Regions from separate parts of the Homo sapiens genome. Here regions 1, 2, 4 and 5 are each linked to region 3. Evidence: chromatin contacts called from ENCODE Hi-C or POLR2A ChIA-PET data. All regions are on one chromosome and are shown on one strand. Each heading gives the region's core, a stretch centred on a gene start or an enhancer-like site at or near the end of the contact. The rest is flanking DNA. Distances are from core to core; before and after follow the strand shown.

The links. Hi-C counts contacts between places; a loop is a spot of excess contacts on that map. ChIA-PET counts read pairs that join two places held with the same protein, here RNA polymerase II (POLR2A). Pooled maps may share reads with other maps.
Region 1: a map of naive thymus-derived CD4-positive, alpha-beta T cell shows a loop between it and region 3 (7-fold over the local background). The contact joins the promoter of BABAM2-AS1 here to the promoter of SF3B6 in region 3. A Hi-C loop is called at or near these places in 1 of 168 maps with a recorded cell type or tissue (naive thymus-derived CD4-positive, alpha-beta T cell) and 7 of 50 pooled maps. POLR2A ChIA-PET finds 5 or more read pairs at or near these places in 1 of 52 experiments (activated B cell).
Region 2: a pooled map shows a loop between it and region 3 (28-fold over the local background). The contact joins the promoter of TRMT61B here to the promoter of SF3B6 in region 3. A Hi-C loop is called at or near these places in 8 of 50 pooled maps. POLR2A ChIA-PET finds 5 or more read pairs at or near these places in 2 of 52 experiments (B cell and CD4-positive, alpha-beta T cell).
Region 4: a map of CD4-positive, alpha-beta memory T cell shows a loop between it and region 3 (11-fold over the local background). The contact joins the promoter of SLC5A6 here to the promoter of SF3B6 in region 3. A Hi-C loop is called at or near these places in 3 of 168 maps with a recorded cell type or tissue (CD4-positive, alpha-beta memory T cell and naive thymus-derived CD4-positive, alpha-beta T cell) and 9 of 50 pooled maps.
Region 5: a pooled map shows a loop between it and region 3 (12-fold over the local background). The contact joins the promoter of GTF3C2 here to the promoter of SF3B6 in region 3. A Hi-C loop is called at or near these places in 4 of 50 pooled maps.

What each region holds. Positions count from the first base shown.
Region 1 is chr2:27,889,543-27,892,389 of GRCh38, reverse strand. BABAM2-AS1 (BABAM2 antisense RNA 1) reads left to right here and starts at 1,276. Exons shown (of 1, transcript NR_028308.1): 1 at 1,276-2,847. RBKS (ribokinase) reads left to right here and starts at 2,003. Exons shown (of 8, transcript NM_022128.3): 1 at 2,003-2,133. The coding sequence starts at 2,045. It overlaps BABAM2 (BRISC and BRCA1 A complex member 2), which reads right to left and starts at 1,661. Exons shown (of 12, transcript NM_199191.3): 1 at 1,548-1,661. RefSeq lists a silencer at 1,536-1,815.
Region 2 is chr2:28,868,956-28,871,655 of GRCh38, reverse strand. TRMT61B (tRNA methyltransferase 61B) reads left to right here and starts at 1,347. Exons shown (of 7, transcript NM_017910.4): 1 at 1,347-2,077. The coding sequence starts at 1,379. RefSeq lists enhancers at 1,005-1,154, 1,385-1,554, 1,169-1,693, 2,323-2,700.
Region 3 is chr2:24,074,972-24,077,671 of GRCh38, reverse strand. SF3B6 (splicing factor 3b subunit 6) reads left to right here and starts at 1,346. Exons shown (of 4, transcript NM_016047.4): 1 at 1,346-1,472. The coding sequence starts at 1,443. It overlaps TP53I3 (tumor protein p53 inducible protein 3), which reads left to right. Exons shown (of 5, transcript NM_004881.5): 5 at 1-239. The coding sequence ends at 93. It also overlaps a transcript of FAM228B not described here. RefSeq lists a silencer at 472-1,121 and enhancers at 1,232-1,461, 996-1,527, 1,528-2,060.
Region 4 is chr2:27,210,964-27,213,672 of GRCh38, reverse strand. It overlaps SLC5A6 (solute carrier family 5 member 6), which reads left to right and starts at 1,405. Exons shown (of 17, transcript NM_021095.4): 1 at 1,405-1,653; 2 at 2,140-2,206. ATRAID (all-trans retinoic acid induced differentiation factor) reads right to left here and starts at 1,632. Exons shown (of 7, transcript NM_001170795.4): 1 at 1,206-1,632; 2 at 375-496. The coding sequence starts at 1,304. RefSeq lists silencers at 1,209-1,458, 1,649-1,968.
Region 5 is chr2:27,355,324-27,358,023 of GRCh38, reverse strand. It overlaps GTF3C2 (general transcription factor IIIC subunit 2), which reads left to right and starts at 1,260. Exons shown (of 19, transcript NM_001035521.3): 1 at 1,260-1,285. GTF3C2-AS2 (GTF3C2 antisense RNA 2) reads right to left here and starts at 1,259. Exons shown (of 4, transcript NR_183827.1): 1 at 1,168-1,259; 2 at 122-216. RefSeq lists enhancers at 930-1,059, 639-1,252, 1,070-1,409, 1,460-1,739, 1,253-1,866.

The DNA.
Region 1 (2,847 bases), core at 27-2,526, 3.8 Mb before region 3:
CTTGCTTCTACAAAAGAAGGAAACAGAACCAACACATTCTAGACACCTATCTACCCATTATCAGGCATTATATTACTCATCTCTATCTGTAATTTCATTTACATTTCCCCAACTCTGTTCCCTGAGAACAATAATTGTTCCCATTTGACAAGTGGAAGCTAAAGAAACTTGACAAATAGAAAATTAAAGCTCAGCAAAATAAAATAACTTGTTGAATGTTGGAAGCTGGAGGATCAGAATCCAAATCCGGATTCTCCAAGTCCACTATACCCATCTTTCTCTCAAATAAACATTGATAACTTCTATCACCAAAGAGAAAAGCATCAAGGTGATTTTGTAAAGCGTATATCTTATAAAATGTGAACAGACAAAAAGTAAAAATTTAAACAAATGATTGCTTTACCACTAAAAACAAACTGGACTATTGCTGACCTACTGCTGAACCTGGTCTGAGTGATTCACTAGTCAAATGTTAAAGGGAACAGCCTTGCTCTAGAAGCCAAACCATACTAAGTGACAACAATACATTCTAATTCAGCAACGGTCGTGACTTTAGGATGACACCTGAGGGAATGAATTCTATTTCCAGGGCAGCCATAATACTATGTTTTAACAGTGCAAGGTTTCACGCAGTATTAAAATCTATTTCAACCATGAGGAGGTGTGACTTCTCTAAAAAAAAAGGGCGGGGGGTGGGGAGTGGAACACAATGACTCCAAAATCAGAAGTCACTTAGCCAAAAACACTGGTCCTTTGGTGCAGTGAACCGGGTACATGGACAGGGAGTCACCACCGGTAGTAACTCTTACGCATGGCAGCACTATAATACACCCCAGATATACAAATATTTACGGTGGTCAGAGTCCCCTGAATACTACTACTGCAATTTGTATTTCCTGATTTTGACGTATTGCAAAAGGAAAATGCAAAATTACAATTTTTGCAAGGGTCTGCTACCCCAAAATAAAGTTACAAAAGGTCCTTTGATGAGAGGCCTGGGGATTACAAAGACGTCTAAAGCACCATCCAGGTTCTTGCAATTAAAATGAGATGACAAACACGGAAACATGTGCCCTGCTGACGTCATGGAACGGAAAGGGGTGGCATCCTGCTGCGTCACGTCGACGTCATACAGCGCACGAGGGAAGTTACACTGGGGAAGCAATTTCCCCCAAGGGGCAACATTCGAGAAAAACAAGTTAGCTCAGACCCGAAGAATGACCACCCCACTCTAGGGGACGTCTTAAAAAGGGACACTCTCCCCTCTTCCAAACTGTATGATTCCCCTCATCAGGCAACAAGGAACTAATACTCGGGGTTTACAGGAACCAGGGGATGGGCCAGATATGGAGAAAGAGACGCCTCTGGCCTTGGGGGCTCGTTCTTGAGGGAATCAGCGTGATGGGGATGAGAAGGGCATCTTTGGAACGGGGGCCTTCTCCATAGGAAGAGGAGGCGAGTCCCCTGGCCATATTTAAACCACAGTTCTCCACGCCACCTGTGCGACTCGGGATCCAACCTCCCCGCACCAGCCCCAGTCCAGGTACCTGGAACTTAGTCCGATCGGTAACCGGCGACTACGTGGGGTACAGGTACCCGAGCGCGCCCCCGACAGACGCACCGACCTGCGCGCGCGCCGCGGGCAGGATGCGTGCGCACTCCCCGGACGTCCCGCCCCGCCCCCTCTGCGGCCCCGAAGCTGGGCGGCGTGCGCGCCCCCGCGCCGCGCCGAGCCGGGCGCTCGGAAAGGCGTCCCCGCGGTGCCTGACAGTTCCTTCCTCAGCGCCTGCCCCGTGAGTGACGAGGAGCGCGGAGTCTCGCCATATCAGGAGGGCCCTGTTACGTGAGGCTGTGCACCGAGACTATTCCAGGAAGAAGAGGGGACACTTGGTGGGCGGGGTGATTTCGGGCAGTCAGGTGGGCGACCCGCGTAGGCGTCTGAAAGGCCCGCGTCGTTAGGGAGGGCAGGAGTGGCGTCTCTGGTTACGGGGTCGGGCAAAGGGCAGAGGTCACCGTCCAGGTTGGACAGCAGCACCTTTGAGCGATGGCGGCGTCTGGGGAACCCCAGAGGCAGTGGCAAGAGGAGGTGGCGGCGGTGGTAGTGGTGGGCTCCTGCATGACCGACCTGGTCAGGTTAGTCCGGGGCCAGTTACTCAGTCTGCGGCTCGGGGGAGGAGGCGTGCCGTGCGCTATGCGCCCAGTGGAGCTTTTGGGCGCTGGGTCTCCAGGGATAGACAGTGCTAGCTTTGGGTATGAGCTGCAGGTTTTCGAAGCCTTCAGCCTACCTTCCTGGCATGAAAGAACTTGAGTATATAAAGGTAAATCTCAGGGGAGGGGACGTAATAGGCCAGGGTTTAGTGAAAGCTCTAATATTACTCAAAGCGCTCCCCAAAGACCTGCCCTCCAAAGACTTGCGCCCCCAAAGACCTTTCTTGGCCCGGCTGCTGAGCCTTTCCCCAAACGAGCCAGGGAACTTTGCCCACGTCATTTTACCTCCGAGAATGTGCCTACCTCACAGGGTTGTTGTGAGGACTAAATGAAGTAAAGTGTTTTGTCAAGCGTAACATTATCCAAATTGGGTATTATTCGTCTGAGCTTATTGTATAAAATAATGAGTTGAGCAGAAATCAAAAAGACTGTCACCTTTCACCATGTTGATTGTCGGCATTACTGCAGTATTTTATATTTACAGCGTATTTTTCAGCAAGCCAAGTATGAATCAAAATAAAAACATAAACACAGTATTTACAACCTCTGAAAACGATGATCAAATTATGATAGAAAATATGCCAAATGAAAATTGTTGAGTTAGGTCAGTAAGATTGAGTAGACAGATCCTTCTGATTT
Region 2 (2,700 bases), core at 98-2,597, 4.8 Mb before region 3:
TGTTGGGGTTACAGGTGTGAGCCACCACTCCTGGTTTCCCCAAATTATTTAATCTCCCTGGGCCAGTTCTTTTACTCATAAAATGGATTTGTTTCTAACACAGAATTGTTGGAAACTTAAATGAGTGTCTAACGTGCCTCGTATTGCCAGACTCTCAATAAACTTTTGCCCAGTCAACTAATATCCAGCAAAGAGGCTAGCGATTTTTCTTTTTTTTTTGAGACAGAGTTTTGCTGTGTCGCGCAGGCTGGAGTGCAGTGGTAGCTCGATCTTGGCCCGCTGCAACCTCCGCCTCCTGGGTTCAAGCTATTCTCATGCCTCAGCCTCCCTTGTAGCTGGTATTACAGGCGTGCACCATCGCGCCCGACTAATTTTTTTCCCCCGAGAGGAGTTTTGCTCAGTCGCCCAGGCTGGAGTGCAGTGCCGAGATCTCAGCTCACTGCAACGTCTGCCTCCCGGGTTCAAGCGCTTCTCCTGCCTCAGCCTCCCGAGTAGCTGGGATTACAGGTGCGTGCCTCCACGCCCAGCTAATTTTTGTATTTTTAGTAGAGACGGGGTTTCACCACATTTGCCAGGCTGGTCCCGAACTCCTGACCTCAAATGAGCCGCTTGCCTCGGTCGGCTTCCCAAAATGCTGGGAGGCTAGTGATATTTAACGCTAAATAACTCTGGCCTCCAAAGATACCTGTTTCCATTTTAAGACACTTCTATTTCGTTTTGGGAGGGTAAACTAGTTATATTTTAATAATGAAAACATGTGTTACATAAGCACATAGTGAGTACTCGAATCAACCTCGGACTCTCCGGGCGTGAGGGGTGGGTGAGGGGACCGGCAGGTGGTCACAGCCCCATCAAAAGGGAGTTGGGGCTGGGGGATGTCGCGGTCAACTGGGAAAGGAGAGCCAATCAGCAAGTGGCGCGTCCCACGCCGTCTGTCAAATGCATCTGGGGGTTAGCTGTACTCATACATCTTGTGGGTGACTAGGTGACTTCCGTGTTCAAGACACAAGCGAGCTAAGCCTGGGATTTCAGTTTGCACAGCGCTTTGTTAAGTTTTGTCTCTCAATCTTGCTGTCCAAGAGCGAACCTGGAGGTCGTCTGTTAGCGGTAAATTCTTTACCCACATTCCGAAAAGGAAAACGGCGGCCGCGCGCGAGGACATATTCCTTGGATGGTCACTCAACCAGGACTCCGCTGCTCCCGCGCCCTAGCTTGACCTAGCGCACCGCCCCCTCCCCGACGCAGGCGCAGTCGCGGAGCTGTAGAGCCCCACGCAGCTGCAGAGCCATCGGGCTGCTGCGCCATGCGCGCGACTGGGAAAGAAGGGGTCGCGCTAGGCTTGCGTCACTCGTCTGCGACGGCGCCTTCGCGAAACACTATGCTAATGGCATGGTGCCGCGGTCCTGTCTTGCTGTGCCTGCGGCAGGGGCTCGGAACCAATTCATTCCTGCACGGCCTGGGGCAGGAGCCCTTCGAGGGAGCTCGGTCACTGTGTTGCAGGTCCTCGCCTAGAGACCTGCGAGATGGAGAAAGAGAGCACGAGGCGGCACAAAGGAAAGCCCCAGGAGCAGAGTCTTGCCCATCTCTCCCTCTGAGCATCTCGGACATTGGGACTGGATGTCTTTCGTCACTGGAAAACCTCAGACTGCCGACGCTGCGGGAAGAGTCATCCCCTCGAGAGCTCGAGGACTCGAGCGGAGACCAGGGCCGGTGCGGTCCCACACACCAGGGATCCGAGGATCCTTCGATGCTCTCGCAGGCCCAGTCCGCTACCGAGGTCGAAGAGCGTCACGTCTCCCCTTCTTGTTCAACTTCCAGAGAGAGACCCTTTCAGGCTGGGGAACTGATTTTAGCTGAGACTGGGGAGGGAGAAACAAAATTTAAGAAATTATTTAGGTTGAACAACTTCGGACTCTTAAATAGTAACTGGGGGGCAGTCCCGTTCGGCAAGATCGTGGGGAAGTTCCCCGGCCAGATACTGAGGAGTTCCTTCGGTAAGCAGTACATGCTGAGGAGGCCAGCCTTGGAAGACTATGTAGTATTGATGAAAAGAGGGACTGCCATAACATTCCCAAAGGTAATGCGATGGAGATAAGGTGTGTATTGGTTTCAGGAGGGGCAAAGACAGATGCAGTACTCAGTCCTGATTAATGTATTCAAAGACATCTCAGAACGTTTGGATTTTTTATTGTACTCAGGCTTTTAAAATAAACCAATGGTTATAACTTTTACATATCATGATGAAAATTAGCATTAGGGAACGGCTAGATTTTAATTTTAACTTAGGAGTCTCGAGTCCCTTATTTGTAAAATGTGGATAATAGCTCAACTTTCTGTTAGGGTGATGTGAACTCACTACGTACATAATAAGTACTAATTTTGTTCCCCATTACTCTTAAGTTTATAACTTCAGGACTCAAGAGAATGTTGAACTCTTAGGGAACAATTTTTTAGTACTACTATGATGATATTTTAATATTCAATAATCATGTTACAAGAGTATATTAACAATAGGTACATTACGGTGCTTTTCCCCTTTTAGGGAAGAAATAGAGTTTTATATTACAATAGCTAACATTCAACACCAAACATAAAATGACTATTCTTTATTAAAAAGTTAACTGCCTAAAGCCTAGTTTCAGTCTTTTTTTTAAGACAAGTTCTCACTCTGTCATCCAGGCTGGAGTGCAGTGTTGCGAT
Region 3 (2,700 bases), core at 97-2,596:
AGAATCTACCCAGTGACCGAAATCCAGGAGGCCCATAAGTACATGGAGGCCAACAAGAACATAGGCAAGATCGTCCTGGAACTGCCCCAGTGAAGGAGGATGGGGCAGGACAGGACGCGGCCACCCCAGGCCTTTCCAGAGCAAACCTGGAGAAGATTCACAATAGACAGGCCAAGAAACCCGGTGCTTCCTCCAGAGCCGTTTAAAGCTGATATGAGGAAATAAAGAGTGAACTGGAAGGGTGGCACGCGGACTGGGGCCGCCGCGGCGGGGTTGAGGTGGGAGTCCGGACGGGCGTCGCAGCGGGGATTACTGAGGCCCGATCAGCTGACGCTCAACCTGAGGGCCCCTCCAGGGACGGAGATTCTGGGTATAGTTACAGCGTCAGCCGTGACACAAGCCGCCAGAACCCCACATATTCCGCCTTGCGCACAGCTAGAGGCCCAGGCCCACCACCTCCGGCACCTGCCCGCGCGCCCCGCAACCAGTGGGCACCACAGCAGGCCCCAGCCCTGCCCGCTACTCACCTGGGCCCCACCCCACCTCTCGCCGCCCTCCTCAGGCCCCACCACCTCCCGCTACACATCTGAGCCCCGCCCCACCTCCACCACTTTCCTCAGCCCCAACCACCTCCTGCTACACTTCTGGGCCCCGCCGCACCTCCACCACCCTCCTCAGGCCCCGATCCCTTCCGCTACTCACCTGGGTCCCGCCCCAGCTCAGTCCTCCTCAGGCCCCGCCTTCGCCCGCTACTCACCTGGGCCCCACCCCACCTCTCGCCACCCTCCTCAGGCCCCACCACCTCCCGCTACACATCTGGGCCCCGCCCCACCGCCACCACCCTCCTCAGGCCCCGCCCCTTCCATTACTCACTTGGGTCCCGCCCCAGCTCACCGCCTTGCTCAGGCCCGGCTCCCTCCCGGATACTCACTTGGGCCCCACCCCAGCTCTCCGCACCCTCCTCAGGCCCCGCCCCCTCCCGCTACTCACCTGGGTCCCGCCCTACCTGTCATAACCCTGCTCAAGCCCCGCCTCCTCCGCTCCCCAGTTACTCACCTGAGACCCGCCCCAGCTCTCCGCCCTCCTCAGGCCCCGCCCTCTCCACCCGGGTTCCTCTGCTCAGGGCCTCCCCGACCGGAACATCTCGCCTTTTGGAGGCTACGCCCCGCCCTTTACGGTACAGAGCCCGGAAGTGTCTTGGACTCTCGCCTTTCCATCTTCCGGCCTCGAGTCTCGCTCAGGCTCGGTTTTACCCCGGAGTCTATTCGAAGGGGGCTGCTACGTCAGCGCGTCTCAGCGTAAGACGGCGCTATTCCGCTGTAACAGCTTCCGGCGGGTCCTGGATGTTGATGTCCTGCATCTAACGCGGTGTAACCCCCGAAGCCGAGCGAGCTCCGGAGGAATTTCAGTATCTGCTACGGTAACTTCATCAGCCCGCCAAGATGGCGATGCAAGCGGCCAAGAGGGCGAACGTGAGTATCGGGTGTTCTGCGGAGGGTGGGAGAACTTCGGGTTTGACTTTCTTAGCGGCGTGGATCGGAGCATTCTTGCTCCTCCTCCGTCCCCAGAGCGGAGAACTCCAGAATTCCTATCCTGTCAGCGAAGACACTATCCGGCCCCATCCTCAGAGATATGCTCCTTGAGCCACATTTCTGTCCCCACCCCTTTTGAGAGTTCCTCAGTCTCTACCCTAGTGTCAGTGATAGTGTTACCCCTATAGCCTCTTTGCTTGACCCGCACCTAAGGACCTGGCGTTAGGATTATCTCCTTGACTTAAAGTCGATATCTCAGAAGAGTCCTCAACTAACTTAATGGTTCACCAACAACTAGGACCTGGGATTCCCCTCAGATCATGGTGCTTTTCGGATCCTTCATTAACACATTAATTAAAACAATATTTTTTGAGCACCTACTATGTATTCTGCTTGCCATGTGGGACATAATTCATCAATTATATTTATTGAATAGCTACTATGTGCCAGACACTAGTCTTACGTATTGGGAATACAGCAGTGAATAAAACAAGTCCTTCTGCTTACATTCTAGTGTTTGAGAGTACAGTGTTACGGAAACTTTTAAAAAAAAAAAACTCAAAAAAGAGATTAGTCAACAGTAAAACGCTTAGAGGTGTAAGATGAAGTTAGGCCGAGTGAGGTGGCTCATGCCTGTAATCCCCGCACTTTTGGAGGCTGAGGTGGGAGGATTGCTTGAGCCCAGGAATTCAAGGCTGCCTTGAGCCATGATTGTGCCACTGCGCAGCACTTCAGCCCAGGAGACAGAGCAAGACCCTGACTCAAAAAAAAAAAAAAAAACAGAAAGAAAGAAAGAAAGAAAGAAAAGACAAGCAATTGACCATTGTATATGTAAATGGAGACTTTTGGTGACCTTGATGATAGGAATCATTTCAGTGGATGAAAACTTGATTGCAGTGGGGTGAAAAGATGGTGGAAGTTGAGAAAATGGAAACAGCAAAGACACTCTGTCCATGAGTTCTCATTTAAATAGGAAGTAGGGAAATTGGATGATAGTTGACTTTTTTTTTTGAGATGGACTCTCACTCTGTCACCCAGGCTGGAGTGCAGTGGCACAGTCTTGGCTCACTGCAACCTCTGTCTCCTGAGTTCAAGCAATTCTCCTGCCTCAGCCTCTTGAGTAGCTGGGATTACAGGTGCCCACCACCATGCCCGGCTAATTTTTGTA
Region 4 (2,709 bases), core at 156-2,655, 3.1 Mb before region 3:
CAAAATTTAATACTAAATATAGTATTAAAGCAAGAGAGTGATAATGGAAAATGTTGGTTTTCTAAAAGCTTAATACAGAGAAGTATTTAGGTAGATGAAGGAAAGAAGAGAATGGAAGCAAAACATAACATTTTGAGTTTGAAGTTAGGGTGCACTCAGTAGGAAATGCTTAATAGGAAGCTAGAGGTACCCGTATGTACCTGGAGTGTGGAAAGGTTAAAAAAGACACTAAAGAGATCTAGTTTTGGTAGACATCTGCGTGATGATTACAGCTGAAACCATAATAGGTGGATTCTTTAAATAATATAAGGGTATAAAAGCAGCCAGGCTAAGGAATGGCCTGTATCCAGCATCTAGGGATGTCTTCCCCTCACCCCAAGATGGTGCCCTTCTGATTCAGGCAGCAACGGGCATGCAGCATTAGCTCTCGTGTCGTTTTACAATAAAAGGCCACTTTTGACAAATTTTGCACGCTCCCTGGACATTGGGTGCATATCTGCAGAAGAGAAAGAAACATTAGAACTCCAGAAAGAAAAGCCAAGAAAAGAACAAACGGCGATCAAGAATTAACTGCCAGTACACGTTTCCAGAATTCCTCTAACACGGGGCCGATAAATGGATAAACGGCTCGTGTCCCACCCTTGTAACAGGCTAGGCTAGGAGATGCCATCTCTTCCTCCAGAGTCCTGCGCCGAATCAGCTCCCGACACTTTCAGTACCAGATATCGCACAGGGAAGGTCCTCATCTCTGAAGATCACTATTCGAACTTATTTATTATGCTTTCTGCAGAGACTTCTCAATCTGACAGCCCTAGTTTGGCGCGGTGTAAAACGACCGCAGGTACGTAAAGAACTCATCAAGCATTACAAAAGTACAGCCCTACCACCGCACGATATATGGCGTTCGTGCGTAGAGAGATTACACAAGAGGCAGAGGACCCGTCTGTAGAAAGAACTTAAAGTTATTCTAAAATTAAGGGGCGAAATCAAGTTTCACAGGTCTTTGAAAGTCGGCAGGACTGGGGCGCCGAAGGCCTGCACGACGTGAGTACTTGGGAACAGGACCTGGCTGGGCAGGGTCGGGAAGCGTCAGGGACGAAATCAGAACCGCAGGCCCGCCGAGGAGAAGGGGGAGCCGCTGGCGAGCGCGACGCACGGCTGGCCAGCGACCCTGCTTCAGCCCGACCTCAAACTTGCTTCTGTACCTCGGGTAGCGCCAGAGCCCTTTCCACGCCCAGAGCGAGGAGCAGGGCGGCAGCCCAGGGCACCAGGGTCGTAAGACTACCCGGGTCGTGAGGCGCCATTTTCCGTTCCCTTGGTGCTCCGCTGCTCGCGCGACCCGGCCCCGCGGCCCCGCCCCGCAGCGCGTCAGGCCCTCTTCCCCGGGCGTGGCCTAAGCGGCCCGGTCCAGTCGCCCTGGGGCTGCTTGGGGGCTTTTCCTGCTCGTGGAGCTCTGCGCTGGTCTTCATGCGCCCTAGCCCTCTTTCGGGGATACTGGCCGACCCCCTCTTCCTTTTCCCCTTTAGTGAAGGCCTCCCCCGTCGCCGCGCGGCTTCCCGGAGCCGACTGCAGACTCCCTCAGCCCGGTGTTCCCCGCGTCCGGACGCCGAGGTCGCGGCTTCGCAGAAACTCGGGCCCCTCCATCCGCCCTCAGTAAACATGGCGGCACGGCGAGCGGGGCGGGCAGGGGGCGGGCAGGGGGCGGGGCCCCCGCGGGCTCCCGGCCAGGGCTCTCGGCCGGGCTCTGGCTACCCACGTGTGGAGACCGGGCAGGTGGGCCTGGAGAGCGTGAGCCGGTGCCGAGAGGCACCGGGGAGCGGCGTCTGAGCCGGGGCGGGGACAAGGGGGCGGGGAGGGGCGGAGCGAGCCGGCCTCCGGCGTGGGTCTGAGATCTTAAGTGCGAGCGGTAAGGTGGTGGTCTCCGCCGCGTAGAGGGAAGCGGGAAACCGAGAAAGAACGAGGGTGAGGGTGATGAGGGAAGGGCAAACCTCAAACTCCAGCGGGAGGACACGAGCCTGGATCGCCCCGGGCACCTAGTCCTCTTCACCTCAATGCTGATAGCGCATAGCGTCCCGGAGCCTGGCGAGGAGGTAGGAGCGGGATAGACGCTTCCCTAACTCATTTTCTTTGCCTTCCCAGGAAAAGGGAGCGATGTTGATCTCAGGAAGCACAAAGGGACCTTCCTAGCTCTGACTGAACCACGGAGGTAAGGGAGTGCGTTGCTGCCCCAGGGTGGGCCAGCGCCCTGACTGAAGGGCGCCAGGGGATCCCTGCTCCCGGCGCGACAGTGTTGGTTAGGGCCAGCCAGAAAGCTCCTTAAAGCCGACCCAAGTGATCATCTCGAGTAGCCGAGCCAGGCTTCCCTTCCACATTACCCCCATGGTGTCTGCCTGGAAGTTCCTGAAAGGTTTACGTTTAGCTGGCTGGCAAATTTTCTAAGGTGTTAGTAGCTATTAGCATTTTAAGGAGGGCCCCCAAAGCCTTTCACACCTTGAGGAATTATAGGCCCCAGGACAGATTTTGAGGGAATCTTTTTGGAACAGTTAGTCCTGCAGTGGTCTCATTGCCTTTTGTAGGAGTCAATGCGATCCACTGCAGTGTGTGACCAAAGTGAGTTCAGGTTTTTATTTTTATTTTTATTTTTATTTTGAGACGGAGTCTCGCTCTGTCGCCCAGGCTGGAGTGCAGTGGCGCGATCTCGGCTCACTG
Region 5 (2,700 bases), core at 11-2,510, 3.3 Mb before region 3:
CAATATCAACAAGGCACTAGTTATACCACATCCACCCAATTAAATGCTAACTAGTTATAGCACAGAATGAGAAAGGTTTTTGTGTACAGAAATGGAATAATGGCCAAACTCAGTGACTTACACCTGTGATCGCAGCACTATGGGAGGCTGAGGCAAGAGGATCACTTCAGGTCAGGTGTTCAAGACCAGCCTGGTCAACATAACGAGACCCCATCTCTAGAAAAAATTAAAAAATTAGGCCGGGCGCGGTGGCTCATGCCTGTAATCCCAGCACTTTGGGAGGCTGAGGCAGGCGTATCACAAGGTCAGGAGTTCGAGACCAGCCTGGCCAACATAGTGAAACCCCTTCTCTACTAAAAAGACAAAAATTATCCGGGCTTGGTGGCGGGCGCCTGTAATCTCAGCTACTCGGGAGGCTGAGGCAGGACAATTGCTTGAACCCGGGAGGCGGAGTTTGCAGTGAGCCGAGATCGCGCCACTGCACTCCAGCCTGGGGACAGAGCAAGACTCCATCTCAGGAAAAAATAAAAATAAAAATAAAAACGGGGTCTCACTATGTTGCCCAGGCTGGTATCGAATTCCTGGGCTCAAGTGATCCTCCCCCGCCTTGGCCTCCCAAAGTGCTGGGATTACAGACAGGAGCTACCATACCCAGCCAAAGTCATGCTTTTCTACTCCTACTCCTTCCCTTCCTTGTCCTCTTTCCAAGCTCTCTCGGGCCCATCCCTGACTTCACTACTGGCAGAATCCTCCAGCGGCCGGCGGCGAGGACTTCTTTGTCTCCCAGACTCCGCCTTGGGCTCGGACGCCGCCAGGGTTGCAGGTACAGACTCTCTGGTCTAGCTGGCTCTTCCGGCCACAGGCGCGGCAGTCCGGCCGGAAAGGCCGGATTCAGGGATCCAGAGCGCGAGCCCGGCCTGGGAGTCCGCCTACTCCCGGCTCCCGTCGAGGCCGCGTGGGATCCCGTTGGCCGCGCAGGCGTCGATCTCCCCTTTTTGACACTGCAACTCCCATGAGGCCCTGCAGCGTCCCTGGCGCCGCTGAAGACGCCCTGGAACTCGGCTGGCTTCGGAGGGCTCGGTGACTCTGGCCGCGCTGCATTATGGAATACAGAGTCTAAGAGAAAACTAGCCCGGCACCGACTCCGGACCAAGCACACGTGTTTACCTTGTGCACTGGGGTGGGGGCGTCAGTGAAGAGCAGCTAACAAGATTTCGTCATAAGACCGCGACCAGACAGGCGGCGCCATCTTCGAACTTAGACTTCCGGAAGGACTTTGGCGAGGGTGAGTGTATCGCCGCAGCGGGTGTGTGGGGGGCCCCACAATTACTCCTCCCCCTTCTTTTGCCATAGCACTAAGATATTGGGAACAAACTCCTGGCTCCGCTCTTCTCCCAGCCACAGCAGCGCGCCTTTCAGCGTCTGCGCTCCTACAGAGCACCATCATGCTCCGCACCTTCCCTACTGTGGCCACCGTGCACCCCCCATCTCTGCAAGCCTCGGGTCTTGCCCTCCTCCCCCACGCGGTGTCGGTAACGCGGAAGCCTGTGTCCGGGCGTAGGCGCTGCATACGTAGCGTCCCTCGAACTCGGCGAACCTACAGTAGTCCTTGTTAGAAAAACCAGGGCTCCTCTCCCGCACAGGCTAGGGGAGAAATCTACCTTCACGCCCAGGACTGAAGAAGGGCAGGTGATGGCCCCTAGAGTGGTTGTGGGTCAATCTCTTTCAGCTGTGTCCCAGCCTCTTCCTCGAGGAGGCTCTTTAACCCCGAGGGTTGTGCCCCGCGCGCTGCAACGCCATTGGCGTAACCAAGGGCCAGTTGTGTTTCCCTGTCTAGTCCTTTTGTCCCGTGGCAAGTTGGCTGCCTGTTGGGGAAGTCAGAGGTGGCGACTTCAACTCCGTCGGAGGCAACTCACTTTGTTGGAGGGATGTATAGGGTATGGACAAACCTCTTTGTTCCAGAGGCATATACAATTTTAAGTCAATCCCGTGCCATCACTATTTTTGCAATCTCTTATCAATTGTACTATTGTTTTCTGAATAGTTCTCTTTAAATTGACTTACTTAAAAAGTTTAAATGCATTAGTCTCGACCTAAGCAATATAAATGAAACCGTGGGTTTCATGGGCTACTTATAATTGTTTATGTAAGTTGAAATAAAAGCACTAGTCATTAAAATGTTCGTTTTCGTACCATTAAAATCATCTTGCATACCGCCAGTTGTACCCTAGGAACACTTTAGGAAACAATATATTAAGCTAAGCAGTGTATTCAAAGTAATTTCATACTTAAGGTGCAGTGTTGTGTCATTATTTTTTCTTGGCTGGGGAGGTCAAGCTGGCATCCTGGAGCAGCATGGGAACCAGACAGATTGGGGTGCAATGGAAGGTTTTAGAAACTCAGTACGAATTTACTGATCATCTATTCCTTTACTGTGTATCCAGAATTTGTACCATTACATCCTGCTGCTGCCTTCCATGAGAAGTGTATTTTTTTTTTTTTTGATACGGAGTTTTGTTCTTGTTGCCCAGGCTGGAGTGCAGTGGCGTGATCTCGGCTCACTGCAACCTCCGCCTCCCGGGTTCAAGCGATTCTCCTGCCTCAGCCTCCTGAGTAGCTGGAATTACAGGCGCGTGCCACCATGCCCGGCTACTTTTGTATTTTTAGTAGAGACGGGGTTTTACCATGTTGGTCAGGCTG